Regions from separate parts of the Mus musculus genome. Here region 1 is linked to region 2. A link is a loop called in an ENCODE intact Hi-C map of the cell type or tissue named here. Cell type or tissue: left cerebral cortex. All regions are shown on one strand.

Region 1 (8,000 bases), 75 kb before region 2:
AGGAGGGAAATTCTAAAATTCATATGAACCACAAAAGATCCTACAAAATAAAGCAATTCTGAGCAAAAAGAATGATATCAAAGGGATTGCCACTCCAGATTTCAAGTATATTACAGAGCTATCATAATACAACAGCATGATCTTGGCTCAAAAATAGACATGCAGATCAATAGTAAAAAAAGAGAAGATCAACAAACATTCCTGGGAAAACGAGGACAATCCACAGGGAGAGGGAGGAGAAATAAATCACACAGGGACATTTGAAAAAGCCATGGGAAAGCAGATTATTTTGTTTACTTAAAATACACATAATACATAAAATACATATAATGTGTAGAAATGCATGTGCATATATATGTGTGTACTTAAACAAAGTTATTCCACTTGGGGTAACAACACTCCCCCTCAAAAACTACAGACTACCTAACAAAAATTCCAGTGACAATCATGAAAGAATCCTTTGGAGTGGTTAGTCAGGAGAGCCCAAGAGACTACCAAAACAATGCAGGCTATTGCCATTGCTCTTGATCACCTCCCAAAGTTTGAAAGTAACTCCATTTTGCTAAAGAAGGCACATATTTCTGACACAGGACTTGGAGGAATTAGGCTAGCTGTGAAGACCTCTTCCTTAAGGACTAGCTCTCACAGTACTGGAAGGTGCTATGCAATTTGCCAATGGAGGGAAATGATGCAACAATACTATCCAACTGTACCACCTACAAACCACAGCAATGACCAGAAAGACAAGATATTCCAAAAGGTGCAACAGAGATGTGGTGGTTTCAATGAGAATGACCCTATAGGCTCAGATATCTGAATGTTTGGTCTCTAGTTGTGGAACTGTTTTGGGAAGGATTAGGAGGTGTGGCCTTGTTGGAGGAAGTGTGTCACTGGAGGTGGACTTTGAGGTTGCAAAAACCCACACCATGCCTAGTCAGTCAGTCTGCCTATGCCCCCACCCCCCACAGCCTCCATCCCCACCCCCACCGCCCCTACCTCGTGCTTATGGATCAAATGTAAGCTCTCAGCTATTGCCAGGCTGTACACCATGATGGTCACAAACTCACCCTCTGAAACTGTAAGCAAGTCCTAAGTTAAATGATTTCTTTTACAAGTTCCCTTTGTCATGATGTCTTTTAACAGCAATAGCAAAGTAACTAAGGAACCAGCACTTGGATGCTGAGAGTAACCAATAGCTATCTATTTGGACTTAAAGCAAGCTCAACAGGAGAGGAAAATGTCTCATATTATAAATCTAACCAACTACCCCTGACTGGTGAGGTCTATGACCCTAGAGAAGGACCTGCTCTAGTAAATCAGCATAATTTCTAACTGCATTGTAAATACCATCATACTCACAAATAAGTATAGGTCTCCCTCCTTATCACAGAAGCTTCTTAAAGTGACAGACAGGAGCCAGTACAGAAAGCCACAAGGGGAGCCAACTGCAGATAACGGGCTGTTGGGTGAACAACAGCCCTAACTGATAGATCTACAACACAACCACAATGATTCAGGGAACAGATCAGAAGACAGAGAGCAAAGATGGAGGAGCCAGATGCCCAGGTTGTCTGCTACATGATAGTGTCTTCTGTATGACAGGGACACTGCAGCCACAAAATCTCATCAGTAAGGTTTCTTAGGGAAGACCTGAACAATGGCAGCATCTTTTGATATAACAATGTGGATGAGGGAAATCTCACAAGACCCCACCCTTGGAAGAAGAGCTACAGGCAATTAATCGCTGCTGAGAGAGAGCAAACCAATCTTCTCCAGGGATAAGTTCCCTGATAGGTTACCCAATCCTCCAATCCCAAATGGTCAGCCTTAACCACATATACATACAAGAAATACTAAAGGAACAGAATTCATGTGTTCATGTGTGTATGTAAAACAATAATAAAGACTACGAGGCTAAGAGGCCATATGTTTCAGAGGAAGCTGTGGGAGCAGAGGGAGAAATGGAGAGAGAGGGGACATGAAATCAGTACTCACGTGGGACGTTATAAACAACGGGCTGTGGGCTGCAGAACCAGTCACAGAGCAGTTACCTGGTTTGTGTGAGAGCCTGTGTTTAATCCTCAGAAAGAAAAGTGAAGAAACAGAACATGGTAGAGGAAAAAGAGGGACAGAACTCCTGTGACAGAAGATGCCCTTCAAGCAGATGGCTCACCCAACAGTAAAGAGGGCTCTTCATTTCTCGCTCCCACTGGTTGATTGTTTTGTTATCCGAGACTGGACAAAGGCCCTGTGCGTGCTACGCGTTCCCCCTGTTACAGAACCACATCTGCAGCCCCCAACAGGGAAGCTTAACAAGAGAATCTATTCCATCCTGTCTGGGCCTTGAACTAATTTCTCCTAATGCTGGTTTAAATGACATAGCCATGCTGGACTTAAAACACTCACATTTAGCAACAAGAAGCAAGGAAACCTTGTCTTCAAATAAATGATAAATTTGTTTTTAGTTTAGGTACATTCCACATATTTTGTGTTTACCTAAAATTCATATTTAATTGTGAATCGTGTGTTTCATCTGACAATCCTGGATGTAGCCAAGACATGCAACACAGTTTCATCGTCTGCCTATACTTAAAGAGAAGGTAAAGGAGGGAGTTGTCTTGGAAAAGACAATGTACCTCACCTGGGTGTCACAGACATTAGACGACCAACAGCCACCTCCTCACAAAGGACAAACTTTTTAAAATGTGTTCTCTGCCTCTATCTTCCCACTGCCAGGATCACAGTGCGCCACCGTGCCCAGCGATTTTCCCTGCTAACATCAAAGTTCAGTACATCTCTTATCAATAAAGTCTCCAGAAACAAGAAGTTAGGAAAGTACACATGGCTCTTTATTTTAACTTCCTCAGTAATTTCACACTCTGCATACCCTCATTCACTGCATCCAACAGGATATTTCGTTTGATTTTATTGAACATAGGGTCTCACACACTGAATCTCTCAAAATGCAAAATTTTCTTGCTTCAGATTTTCAACATTTAGTTTTTAAAAAAAAAAGTGTCCACATCATTCCATGTATAGTTCATACATTCTTTTTCACAGCACGTGATTTGAGTATTCTAAATGAAGTATTCCACTCCCATTTTGAGTAACTAACCAAGCAAGTACATGTGAAGTCTACTATATAGAAGCACGATTGCAGTCCCTCCTGGGGCTGATCAGAAATACTGCTGTTTTTTCCAAGAGATAAGTTATATATTTATTATTTCTCTAATTGCATAACATATAATCGAACAAAATAAAGAAAAAAAAAAATAATGGGAAGGGCCATACTTCATACGTATCTTGAGACATCATCAAATTAACAAAAACATAAAACGACAAAAAAAAAAAAAAAAAACCACTTCATAATAAATCTTGACAGCTGTATGACCACTGTGTGTCTTTACGTGGGGGAGACAAAGAAGCAGAAAAGGGCTGGCTTTCTTTCTTCCTTTGTTGTTGTTTTTTTTTTTTTTTTTTTTTTCAAATGGGCTTTCAGAGAAGCGTGTTTTCTTTTTAAGGGAGGTTTAGCTGCGTTAAAGATACGTGAGAAGAACGTGAGCCATTATAATCCTCCCCTAATAAATTCCCTATTTAAAAAAACTTGACTCAGATGAAGGAGTCCAAAAAAAAAAAAAAAACATTTTTAAAGACGAGCAAATGGGCGGCGATTAAAATGTAAAGCAGCCTACCTACGCTTTGCCTCCAGCGCTTCTACTAGAGCAGCACCGTCCAGACGCCACGTCAGGCACTCAGACACCAGGAATCCACACTTCCATCTCGGACGGACGCGGAGACTGAAGCAGAGGCAGGGAGGGAGGGTTGCCCGGTGCGCGCCCTCACAGCCCAGCCCGGGCAGGACTTCACCTGAGAGAGCCCGAGACCTTCGGCCGCCCGCCGATAGGGTGACCGGACCCCGCCCCGCAGCACGCGGCCTCTCCCCGGCCCGAGACCTCCGCGCACCCACCTGTCGCGGCCTCCCAGCGGCCACACCCCTGGTGGCCCGGAGCGCGCGGCCCCGCCACGCCGCACCTCGGCGCGAGCAGCTCAGGTGGGCGCGGAGCTCCACGCGCGGCCCGCTTCCTGCATGACCCGGGCCGGACGCAGCAGGGCCGCTGGGTCAGCGCGCAGCCTACACCACCCAGCGAGAGGACGCCGACTGACCGGTCACGTGACGCGCCGGTCACGTGCCCCGCCGCGCCTCAGGCTAAAAGCGTTGCTTTGGCGACCTGGGGCGCTGGGAAGGCGGGGTAGCGGCGGCGGCCGCCTGGTAGACTGGCGCTGGGTGAGGCTGCTGGTAGACTCCGCCCGGCTTCACCTTCTCAGTGTAGAGAAAGGTAAACCTTCCGGTGCGCTAGCAAATGAAGTGGGAGCGAGAACTACGCGGTAAAACGTTTGTGTGTATGGACGAGCAGGGTTTTTTGTTTTGTTTTTTCTCTCACTCCCTAACCTAGAGAGACTCTGAGTGTATATGGTATGGATATGTAAATATGGTATTCATAATTTTTATGAGGATATTTCTGTCCATGTAGACAAGACGTATTTGACTCTACTTTGTCTACATTAAACTCATCCCTGATTATACCTGTACACTGGTGTTGTGACTTGTCCCCACCACAGTACTGTTGGTTGGACCCAAAGATTCTCTCAGAAGCTATCATTCCTAACTTTTACAATTTCTTGACATTCTAATTTTCCTAAGTCACATCTTACAGAAGGAGAGGTTTTGGCCACTGGCAGTTTTATTTATCCAATAATCTTTATTACACGGTACATTCAAGGTATTTTTTTTTAAATTCATGAGAGATTTGTAAGGCAATCCCTGCAGTACTCCACGATTTTCTATTGTCTAGAAGTAAGTCTGTTGGTTTAGCTAATCAGGTTACTCAGCATACTCAAATATGCTGGTCAGTTTGCATACTATGCTGTTTAGAGAGCAAACTGTCAGGAGACAAAACATCTGGATCCATGTAGCAAAGCAAAAAATGGGTCCATTCCTGTAGATCACCTTGAAAGCAACATTCATCTAGAAGATGGAATGGTGAATTTTTTTCGTGCAGATTTTTGCTGTGGGAAGCAGCAGCTACAACCTGAGAGAATCCTCCTGCCCTGGTGGCAGGCTTTCCTATAAGGCAGGACTAAACTTCCATTAGTGTCGTACATGGGCAAGAAGAGTCAATTAAGTGATTTGGGGGTGTGGGAGCCTGCCATCCGAAGTGACAAAGATTTCCAAGTTCTAGAAGTGTCTGAGTAGTTGTGGAGCTGGAAATATTATTTAGGCAAAGCTAGAGTCTCCTAACACAAGGATTCCCTACCCAAGAGATTTCTGAAGCCTCTCTTCATCTAAAACAAAGCTCTGAGTCCTGAGACCAAAATCTTGCATCTGTCCAAACAAGGGAACAAACAGGAAGTGGGAAGAAACCTCTGTACTTAGAAGGTAAAGCTGCTAAAATAAAGAAAAAAAGCAGTTGCTTTGAGGTGACCATTTGCTCAATGCAAGAAGCCTCGTGGCCTTTGGTAAAAATCCTCCTGTCTGTGCTAAAGGGGATGACTTCCCTCCTAGACTGTAGATCAGGGGATGCCAAGTGAGGCATGAGCCAGGGGGCCAATGTTACCCTACAACTAGTCACACTCAACTCTTCAAATGCTTAAGCACACGTTTATCAGTTACGGGTTCCTTGCAAACAAAAGATGCTGTTACAGTCGATGTTAGTGTGCATGTGTAATTTCTGCCCCAGGAGGTTTTCAAGAGATCAGGAATTCAAGGTCAAGCCTAGACTACATAGTTGACCTAAAAAAAAAAAAACAGTGACAAAATATACTGCTGGTGTCTATGATCATAATGGCATTGAACAAGGTGAATCTGAAGTGTGAGGAATAACAGAAACAAATTAAGAGATGAATATCTATATCTTAACTATGCTGTTGAAAAGCAGCCCTTGAATCCACACTTCCTGATTTTAAGTCTTGGACAGCTTTCCACAAGAGCAACACCTGGGATAGCTTGTGAAAGAGGTTTCTTGTGGCTCCAGAGAGTCCAGTCCTAGATGACCTGACACTTCTCCTTCTTTGTAAAGACTCATTCTTCTAGAATGAGGTGTTTAGACAACTCTAGAATGGAAAAAAATCCAAAAGTGGGCATGGAGGCACATGCCTGTGGCCCCATCTATACCAAAGGCTGAGGCTGGATATCACTGAGTTGAATCAAGCCCTGAAGCTAGCCTGAACAACAGAACAAGACTCTGTATCCCTATAAGAAGAAAAGACACATTGCTTTCAGTATTTTAAATGGTTTTTAGTTTAGCATCTCATTTTTTAAACTCAAAACTTAAGATGAAGGTGGCTATATCACAAGACCTAATCACACTCAATATTTTGGCAACAGCACAAGAACAATGTGTCCTCAATTCACTAACATTTGTAAGCATAAATTAAATCTGTCTGATTCTGCCTTGTTTAATCATTCACTAACATCGTTAGCACACAATCATGGCCTTGCCATTTTAAGTGCTAATCTTAATCATGACAATTGACTATATCTGTTATTGTTTATGTGATTTGATGTCTTAAGTATTGACATCTGTCTTCTAGATTTCCTTAAGTCTCCAAGCAAGATCATATCCCCTGTACCGGCTAGGTTTGTGTGTCAACAAGCTGGAGTTATCACAGAAAAAGGAGCCTCCCTTGTGGAAATGTGTCCATGAGATCCAGCTGTAAGGCATTTTCTCAATTAGTGATCAAGGGTAGGAGGGCCCATTGTGAGTGGTGCCATTCCTGGGCTGTTCTGGATTCTACAGGAAAACACACTGAGCAAGCCAGTAACATTCCTCCGTGGGCTTTGCTCCTGCTTCCTGACCTGCTTGAGTTCCAGTCCAGACTTCCTTGGTGATGAACAGCAGTATGGAAGTGTAAGCTGAATAAACCCTTTCCTCCACAACTTGCTTCTTGGTCATGATGTTTGTGCAGGAATAGAAAAGACATCCCCTTAGTCCAGACAGGCTAAGACTCTTTTGATGTTAGTAGATATGCTCAACATCCGTAGTAAGTCTAAAGAAACTTTAACAGATGGAGCCTCCACCTTCTGAGGCACTTAAGGTTCAGAGGGAAATCAGGAAGACTAGGAAGATATGAAGCCATGGGTCCCCTCATGTGTACTCTTTGGTTGGTGGTTTAGTCCCTGGGAGCTCTGGGGGATGGTCTGGTTGGTTGATTTTGTTGTTCTTCCTATGGGGTTGCAAATCCCTTCAGGTTCTTCAGTCCTTTCTCTAACTCCTCCATTAGGGACCCTGTGCTCAGTCCAATGATTGGCTGCAAGCATAGGCCACTGTACTTGTCAGGCACTGGCAAAGCCTCTCAGGAGAGCTATATCAGGCTCCTGTCTGGGTTTGGTGACTGTATATGGGATGAATACAAAGGGTATCTCTTGCACAGTAAGGTCTAATAGATTTGCCTTGCTAGGCTTGGGACTCACTTTAGGAACTCTCATCCCTCACTGCTTTTCCCTTCTGCAGCAGTTATGTTATGACCATTGTTGGATTGTGGAAGCATAACATTTTTTGATTTCACAGGTTTCCAGCTGGTGAAGAGATTTTGCTTCAGGTTGAATCAGACTCAGTCTTACCTACACCTGCTATAGATGGCATTTAAGATAGAATGGACTATCTATCAGGTCTCATGAAACAAATTGAGAGTGTGGGACTGTGGGGCTGTGGGGCTGTGGGGCTGTGGGGCAAAAAATAATTTTCCATTTACATTTGCACATAACAATATGAATTTGTGGGGACAATAGTGGAATATTGTGGAATGAATTCATACCTCTGACCAAAATTCACATTGATGCCTTAAGCCCCAATGTGCTTTCCTTAAGTATAAGGACATAATTGTGATTAAGTTAGGTCAGAGCAGGGGCCTACGCTTCTAGTCTAGTATCTTCATTAGAAGAAATACAGCAGAGTTCTCATTCCTGGTTCCTTCCTGTGTGACTTTACCTCAATTTTGTG
Region 2 (8,000 bases):
TATATTCTACTGTGTGTATGCATTAGTTTCATTTATCCATTATCCTGAGAAATATCTTACATTCCCCATTTTCTGACAATTATGAAGCAAAACTGTACACAGGTTATAAAGTTTAAAAAACTTATTTAGGCTAGATTTTAAAGCGAGTATTTTCAGCCTTTTGTGCACATGTGTATACATTGTGTGCATGTATATATTTGCATGTGGAGACCAGCAGTCAACATCAGATGGCCTCCTCTATCACTTTCCACTTTATATTCTCTTTTAAGATTTATTTAAGTGTATGATACCCTGTAGCTTTCTTCTACACCAGAAGAGGGCATCAGATCCTATTACAGATGGTTGTGAGCCACCATGTGGTTGTTAGGAATTGAACTCAGGACCTCTAGAAGAGCAGTCAGTGCTCTTAACCACTGAGTCAGAGCTCCAGCCCCATTTTATATTCTTAAGGTGTCACTGATCTGCTCATCCACTCAGCTTGACTGGCAAGGCGAGGGCTCCTCCTGCCAACCCTCAGAGGACAGGTGCACACTGCTGTGCCTAGCTTTTTCCGGTAAGTGCTGGGGATCCAAGCTAGGCTCTTCATGCTTGTGTAGTTAACACTTTACCTTCAACAGCTGAGCCAAACCCACAGCCCCATTGTGCTTGTTTCTCTTTTAAAGAAACTGCCACACAATATGCCAAGGTAGTGAAACCACCAGTGACTCAGGAGTTCCTGTTACCCCAGGCCATCACAGGGTTTTGCACTGTCAGTCTTCCGGGTTTTGGCTTCAAGGGGCAGTTTCCTAATGACCTGGGATGTCAGCACAGCTATCCTTTGAAAATGTAAACTGATCCTATTATTTCTAGCTCAAGGCCCTATCATGGCTTCCACCATCTGTCCAACAATGTTCAAACTCCTTAGAAAGACTTCCCAGCATGCATATTTCATCTCCCAGCCATGCTCACTTACCCGCACTCCCCCAGCAATGCCTGCGCTCCTTGTACCTCTACTCATAGCTTACTCATAGTCTTAGAGCTCCCGCTTTGTCCTACTCAGGCCAACTCCTCCCAGGCTTCCTGAGAAGCTACCAATCGGCTTTCAAAGCTCAGCTCCGCGGAGAGGGGCACACTTCAAAGAGAATGCCTGCTTATAATGCAAAGCCTGCCTAGTAACCAGACACCTCTCCCCAGAGCCGCGGCTCCAATACCAAGGATCCCACAACATCTTTCATGCTTACTATCTTTTCCACCCATGATACCCATCAAAACTGGACTGTTTCTGTGTCTGTCACCCGTGCTGGTAAACTACAAGCGTTGTAAGGGAGGGACAATGTCTCTATCACTCACTTCAGCCGTCTGCACACATTAGCGTGCATTAAAGGTTGTTCAATGAAATTCAATTCAAAACAACTCCCTTTCTCCACTAATCCTTAGATTAGAGAAAATTAACAGTCAACTATATAGTCATAGAAATGGCACAGTGATTATACTGTGGAGGGATACTGGTTTCCTCTGGAGTCACATTCTGATTCACTACGCCAGAATTCTTATAAATCATGATGAACACGTATACACAGATACTTCTACTGTAGAGGGGAGTTTTCATAGTTCTAATATAAAACATTCTTAGGAAGCTTGAATTATGCAGATAGCTAACGCTCCTTTAAAAAAAAAAAAACGGCATCACAGGAAGAAACATTGTTGCTAAGAGCACAGTTGTTCTGAGTGGAGTTGCACAACATATGAACTAATGAGAAACAAACAACAGCAGCAACACAAGGACTGTGCTCCCAGTACTGTGGGTCAGAGCTGCAAGAGTACACTACGCAACAGTGGTACTGTTTGTATTTCACTACTCACTCTTACATCACTCATGGTAAATGTGAAGCCAGGTGATAGGGTATTTCCTAGCACATATTAGGCCCTGGGCTCAATCTGCAATTTCACAAAAACAAAACAAAACAACAGCATTATAAGAAGAAAAAGAAAAAAAAAACAGCATTATAGTGAAATACGCATAGGCAACATGTAATCCTTCAATGCACAGATCTGAAATGAGACTAACGTGCCTATAAGTAGAAGAAAATCAGCACAGCAGTAGGTGCATCATCAGTGGTACAAGAACTCCCAAATGAAGTTTGGTCCCAGTTAGTGGCATAATTTCCAATACACAAAAAGAACCGAGGGTGGTGACCATATCTGAAAGCAATTGTGTTGCATACTTTTTTGTTTGGTTGGTTGGTTGGGTTTTTGTTTTTGTTTTTTTCGAGACAGGGTTTCTCTGTATAGCCCTGGCTGTCCAGCCCTGGCTGTCCTGGAACTCACTTTGTAGACCAGGCTGGCCTCGAACTCAGAAATCCGCCTGCCTCTGCCTCCCGAGTGCTGGGATTAAAGGTGTGCGCCACCACGCCCGGCTGTGTCATACTTCTCAGCAAAGGAAATTAATGTAACAAGACAAAAGGTTGTGCTGGCCGGCTAAACCACAGCAGAATATTACATGGCCTAGTGGAAGCTCAAGTGGGCCAATGACCTAGCGTACTAAAACTGGGTCCATTGAGGCCTGCAAGCATCCTCAAAGTGGCCCGTGGTATGCATGAATGAGCACTGGAAAACCAATTGACAATAAAAACGTATAGTGATGTTTAATAATATAAGTAAATAAAACGATGATTAAATTGCTAATTTATCTTGAAAACTGTTAGAGAAAAATCAAAGTGAATTTCCAACATTTCTTTCATCTTTTGAAATGTCTAAAACCAACCAACAAAAGCGGCAATAACTGCACTCAAGGGGTAATTTCAGTACCTTGGCCTTTGCTTCCTTCTCGTCCACAGGAACTTAGTCACACGACGAGTTAGTTTTTAATTTTTCCCCCCAACATAAATATACCCACAATATGTTGCAGCCTTTTAAAAAGGTGACTCTTGTCCTTTTACAGATGTGTGAAAATCGAGCTACAGATTAGAACCACACTCTGGCCTAGGAGCGATGCACAAGTGCGGGGGTGCTGCCCTGGGGCCACAACCAGCAGGGACCACACTCAGACCCAAAGTCGGGTCAGCAGCACCCCGAGCCACGGGTACGACCAATTTGTCCGTGAGTCCGTAGGCAGAGAAGCACGGGTGTGACCAGGCTGCAGCTGAGGCGGGCGCACCGGGGCAGCGAAGACGCAGCAGGCCCTTCCACCACCCGCCCTCCCTCCGGGCCGCGCCGCGCCCCGCCCCGCCGCGCCCCTCACCCGCTCGCCCTCCGGTGGTCGCGTCCGCCCGCTCGCTCGCTCGCCTGCCCGCAGGCGGATAGGAGTTCGCGCGCCCGAGACGCCGGCCTACGCTGGCCCGCGAAGCTCCGGTCCCGCCCTTTGTGACACCGCTCACCAATCGCCGATCAGCGCTGCCGACGCCCTCCAATCAGCTCGCGAGGGGCGGGGCCTAGTCTTCCGCGGCTGGCGGTTGCTCGGACGCCGGGGTCGCACGGGCTTTCAGGAAGGGTTGTCGGTTAGAACTGGCCCGTATGTTGACTCTTTATAACTGGTTGCAGGACCCGTCTAGGGCAGGGTAGGAGACTGGAGACGGGGCACAGCGTCTGGGAAGAGCCGGCACCAGAGTGGCTGGGGCACTTCTAAGGTTCTTTGGGGATAGGAGGGTCTTTGGCATTTGTTATTTACTCATGGCCTAGGACACTTAAAAGGATGTCCATGCTAGTCACCCTTTTCTTGTACTCCACGTTCTCCTAACATTTCTGACTCAGTTGTGTCATCTGTAAAATGGGAACATTTCTATATGCCTTTTGCATTTGAGCAACTATTTGAAGATTATAGGTCAAACAGTCTCAACCTGAGCTCAGATCCCGTCCTACTTTTGCTGTGCACCGAGCTGAAGTGGGATATAAACTGACTGGCTTTCTGACTACACATGCCTTCCAACTAGGTTGGGCCCCTGCTGCTTCGGTTCCTTCATAGGAGGTTCAACTCAAGTGTTTTACCAGGAGGACTGCAGAGGACCATGAAAGCGCTCCCTCATAGTCAACTTGCAAAAGAACCCTGGCCCTGATCAGTCTTCTCCCACCCTCTCATTATCCTCCGAGACCTGAGCCACTAGTCTCCACAGTTTCAACTCCTCGGGACTGAGGTAGATGGTATGGTGAGGCCTTTTGTCAGCCTCTTGCTCTTAAACTCAGCCCATGACTGGGCTGATAACTTCCAACTCTATTGAGGCCAGAGCCATGATGGTAACATGAACAGAGCCTAGGAGGACAGTGCCTGCGCAGGACATCGTGATCACTCACAGCACTCACGTGCTCTAGCATCCAGTGGATGCGCTTAAATTTTATTTTTTTAGCTTAACATTTCATAACCTCATCAAACCATACATCACCAGTCATAACCTACCATTTTAAAGGGCAGACAAAAAGGTCTATTCTCAACAACAATCTTGCAATTTTAGTACTGAAACCATTTACAAAGGAGGAAACAAAAGCTATGAGAGGCAAATTTTTGCCTACAGATAAAAAATCCCATTTCCTGTCACTTCTGAATTCTGACTGGGGTAGCCAGATAATGTAGCCATGATGGAGGCTGTGTTCCAATAAAACTTTCTGCACATTATTAAGACAACAGAGGACCACAGTTCCCCTTACAAGATTGCAGACCCACTTTTTGGGAATTCAGTAGAAAGCTCTTCTCATGGGCTTAGAACCCATAAATGCATAACCTTTCACGTGCTAGACCATCACAGCACCCAGACCCACCGACAGAGCAAACCCTTCAGGTCTGGTGCCTGACCACTGCTCGATCTGCACTCCCTGCCCACACATGAAGCCACAAAGCAGTGTCTCCTGTTAGCATGAGCTTCCATGCACTCTTATTAAGTAAGAACAAACCTCTGTGAAGCGTTTATTTTTTATTTGTAATTTTAAGCATAATTAAAATCAATGCAGAAAAATATCAGCTACATTGGGTAAAGGAAGTGAGTGAGTATCTGCTTGTAAGCCCGTGAAGACAGCGTTAGGAGAGCACGTCACTACGTGAAAAACAGAATGGGAGGGTGAACTGTGAAGGCCCCGCATGCTGCGCATGCTCTACTGGCTTCCGAAGGCATTCAGGGGGTCATCAAAAATGCTGGCCACTTTGTGCTCAGATCTTTGTTCAGATGCTGCCTCTGCAGATTGGCTTTTGGGTTTGGATGCTTTAGCCTGGAGGCCAGAGGAGAAAATGTCATCTTTAAAAAGAAAAAAAGAAAGATGTTAAGACAGGCAAACAAGAAAATGGGAACTTGAGACACATGCACACAAACTGTAAAGCCCAATTCTAATAACACACTAAGACCACCAACATCGAAGTCAAACCTCTTAGATTCTGGGCCTGGCTCAGTTGGTGGCACCCAACTTTTGTAAGGACATATGAACGAACATCGGGTTCTTTCTGAACATAAGTTTCTAGCTACAGAAGTGTGTCTGCACTTGAAGTCAGAAACAGGAGGGTGGAGCGGTTCTCCACCTCAGCGAGGGCCTCACCACCTGGAACTGCTCTTTCTCTCTTTCTGCCTTCTTTTCACTCTGGATTTTAAGAAGAGTAAGAATGTACAAACAGAAATCCAATATAGGATGCGCTCAGAGCGCACATCTCAGTGGTAAGAATGGAGTCTGGTTCCACTCATATTAGTGCTTCAGACTCAGCTTAGCTATGCTCTGCTGCTTACCACGTAATTTTATCAGCAGGGTTCTACTGCATCAAATTCATCCTGTGTACGTAAAGACATAATGAAAGACCATGGCATTATCTATATCAAACTAGAGATCTAGATTGTCAATGTGCTAATGGCTAACACAAAGCAGTATTACTCAAAACACTGAAATCAAACACATTTAAACTGACTGGAAGTAGAAAAGGTGCACTTGCTTACTACTATTCCTATGTAAATCACAGTCTTAGAGGATGCACAGCAAACTTAACACTGGCTAGCTTTAAAGCTTTAATCCCTCCACTTAACAAAATGTTCTAAATCGTATGACTGCCACATAAGCATGTATTACAATTTAATAATGAAAGAAAGTCATGCCTGTAACCCCAGCTAAGATCAGGAGTGCACAGCACAGGCAGCCAGGGCCACAGCAAGATCATGTGTCAGAAAATGAACAAAGGAAATAAGCAGCCCAAGTCTCTTGTAACTCTGTGCTGTAAAGACAGACATGTGAGGACGGAGCCCAAAGTCTGCCAGGGAGACAGAGTCAGCGTGGCTCTGCAACTCAAAGCCCAGGCCTGGAGGGACAAAGAGAGGACGTGTGTATTTTGGGCTTCAGTCTGGGTTGACCAACACAGGATGTATCAGGAGGCAAACTTTATAGCTATCAGCATCTGGCTTGCTTGTTAGCTGAGGAGTGGGTACAGCGTGTTCAGATCAGCATCTGGCTTGCTTGTTAGCTGAGGAGTGGGTACAGCGTGTTCAGAAACACAGAGGAACCCAGGGAGCTGCCGAGTCTCACTTGTGACTTCGCGGCACAGCCCTGCTCTCTGTTACTGACCCTCCAGTCTCTTGGCTGCTGTCCCTCATTGTCCAGCTAGAATCCTGACTCAACCAGCTTCATGGCCTGCTGATAGCACATGGAAGAAGTTTCTGATAGACTCTCCTTTGAAAGTCATTGGTGTTGTCAGATGACAGCAGAAGTTAATTTCTTCTTCAGGTCAAGTGCTGAGCACCGTCTTAAACCTTGATACTCACTCAGCATAGCCTATGGCTGCCGCATGAAAATGACTAGTCCACCTACATATCATGTGCTTAGACTAACAGCAAGGAGAACCTACTGGGGAACAAAGTGCAGGAAAGGACCAACATGACTGACAGCAAACAGCCCCCAAGCAGTGGCGTGATCTAGATAAACACTCACCTGTGTCATCATCAAACATGGACTTGGCTGCAACTTTCTTTTTGGACTTTTCTTTGGGTTTTACAGTTAAGTCAGCGAAGATATCAATATTATCATCAAATAAGTTGGGCTCCAAAGTCCTCCCCTTCTCTCTCTTTTTTGGAAAAGGTTTAATTGCTTCCGTAGCAAATATATCATCCTAGTTAAGTCCAAAAACAGTTTATTCTTTGTTGTAAATAAACGCATTTTTAAAACTAAAGTAGTTCAATAATTTATAGAAATGCACTGTCAAGCACAGTCTCCCCTGAGGACTGCAAGACACTCCCCCAGGTCTCTGCAAAACTCACCCTCGCCATCTGCAAATGGCAGCTCTGCAGTGAGGTCCTGAGGGTGGCCTGGAGAGCAGCGTCCCACTGCACCCAGCCACTCTGCCCCACATAATGTTCGTCGTGACATTTCATGCCATCTGAGATCACCTTCACCACCTGCTGCTCAGTTTGGATCTCGGGCCTTGAGATGTCAGGACAGAACACATGCCCTGGCTATCCTGCTGCACGGCGACCACTGTGCTCATAGACACCTGCTGAACAACTACTACAGTTTACTGTCAAAACTCGGCTAGTCAGGGTCCCAACCAGCATCAGCGCTTAAACACACAGCTGTGCCGAGAGAGGTCATACATGTCACAGAATGACATGCCAACAAAGCTGACCACAGCACCATTCTACAAACTCTTTAAAACAGCAAACAAAAAATAATGAAAATCATGTACACATGCTATGCTAATGCTATGCTAATGCTATGCTAATGCTATGCTGGTGCTATGCTAATGCTATATGCTAGTGCTATGCTAATGCTATGCTATGCTATGCTATGCTATGCTATGCTATGCTAAATAAAAAGGCCCAGGGCTTATGCTGTGGTTCCGTACAGCATCTGCCTAACACGTACTGGGTTTTGAGCTCTATCCCCTGCACTACAATAACATTTTTAAAAATAATCCAACACTTATAACAGATTAAAGGCAGCAAGAACTACCCCTGGGGCTGGTGAGATGGCTCAGCAGGTAAGAGCACCCGACTGCTCTTCCAAAGGTCCAGAGTTCAAATGCCAGCAACCACATGGTGGCTCACAACCATCCGTAACGAGATCTGACT

Evidence for each region. A loop is a pair of places that touch in the nucleus more often than their neighbours do. Peaks named below come from ENCODE experiments on the same cell type or tissue, not always from the same donor. Only the 100,000 strongest peaks of a DNase experiment are listed, where the experiment ranks them.
Region 1: a loop joins it to region 2, with 2.1 times the contacts of the local background. A loop is called at or near these places in 4 of 42 quality-filtered maps.

The regions. Positions count from the first base shown.
Region 1 is chr6:116,334,183-116,342,182 of GRCm38, reverse strand. It overlaps Marchf8 (membrane associated ring-CH-type finger 8), which reads right to left and starts at 4,161. Exons shown (of 8, transcript NM_001302383.1): 1 at 3,968-4,161; 2 at 3,693-3,797. In left cerebral cortex, a CTCF peak has its summit at 3,903; DNase peaks (open chromatin) are centred at 3,778 and 4,195; H3K4me3 peaks cover 1,991 bases; H3K27ac peaks cover 831 bases.
Region 2 is chr6:116,259,533-116,267,532 of GRCm38, reverse strand. It overlaps Washc2 (WASH complex subunit 2`), which reads right to left. Exons shown (of 31, transcript NM_026585.3): 30 at 6,865-7,042; 31 at 4,862-5,198. The coding sequence ends at 5,059. It overlaps Zfand4 (zinc finger, AN1-type domain 4), which reads right to left and starts at 3,314. Exons shown (of 10, transcript NM_001309446.1): 1 at 3,221-3,314. In left cerebral cortex, a CTCF peak has its summit at 316 (motif pointing right); DNase peaks (open chromatin) are centred at 1,076, 3,042 and 3,373; H3K4me3 peaks cover 1,283 bases; H3K27ac peaks cover 532 bases.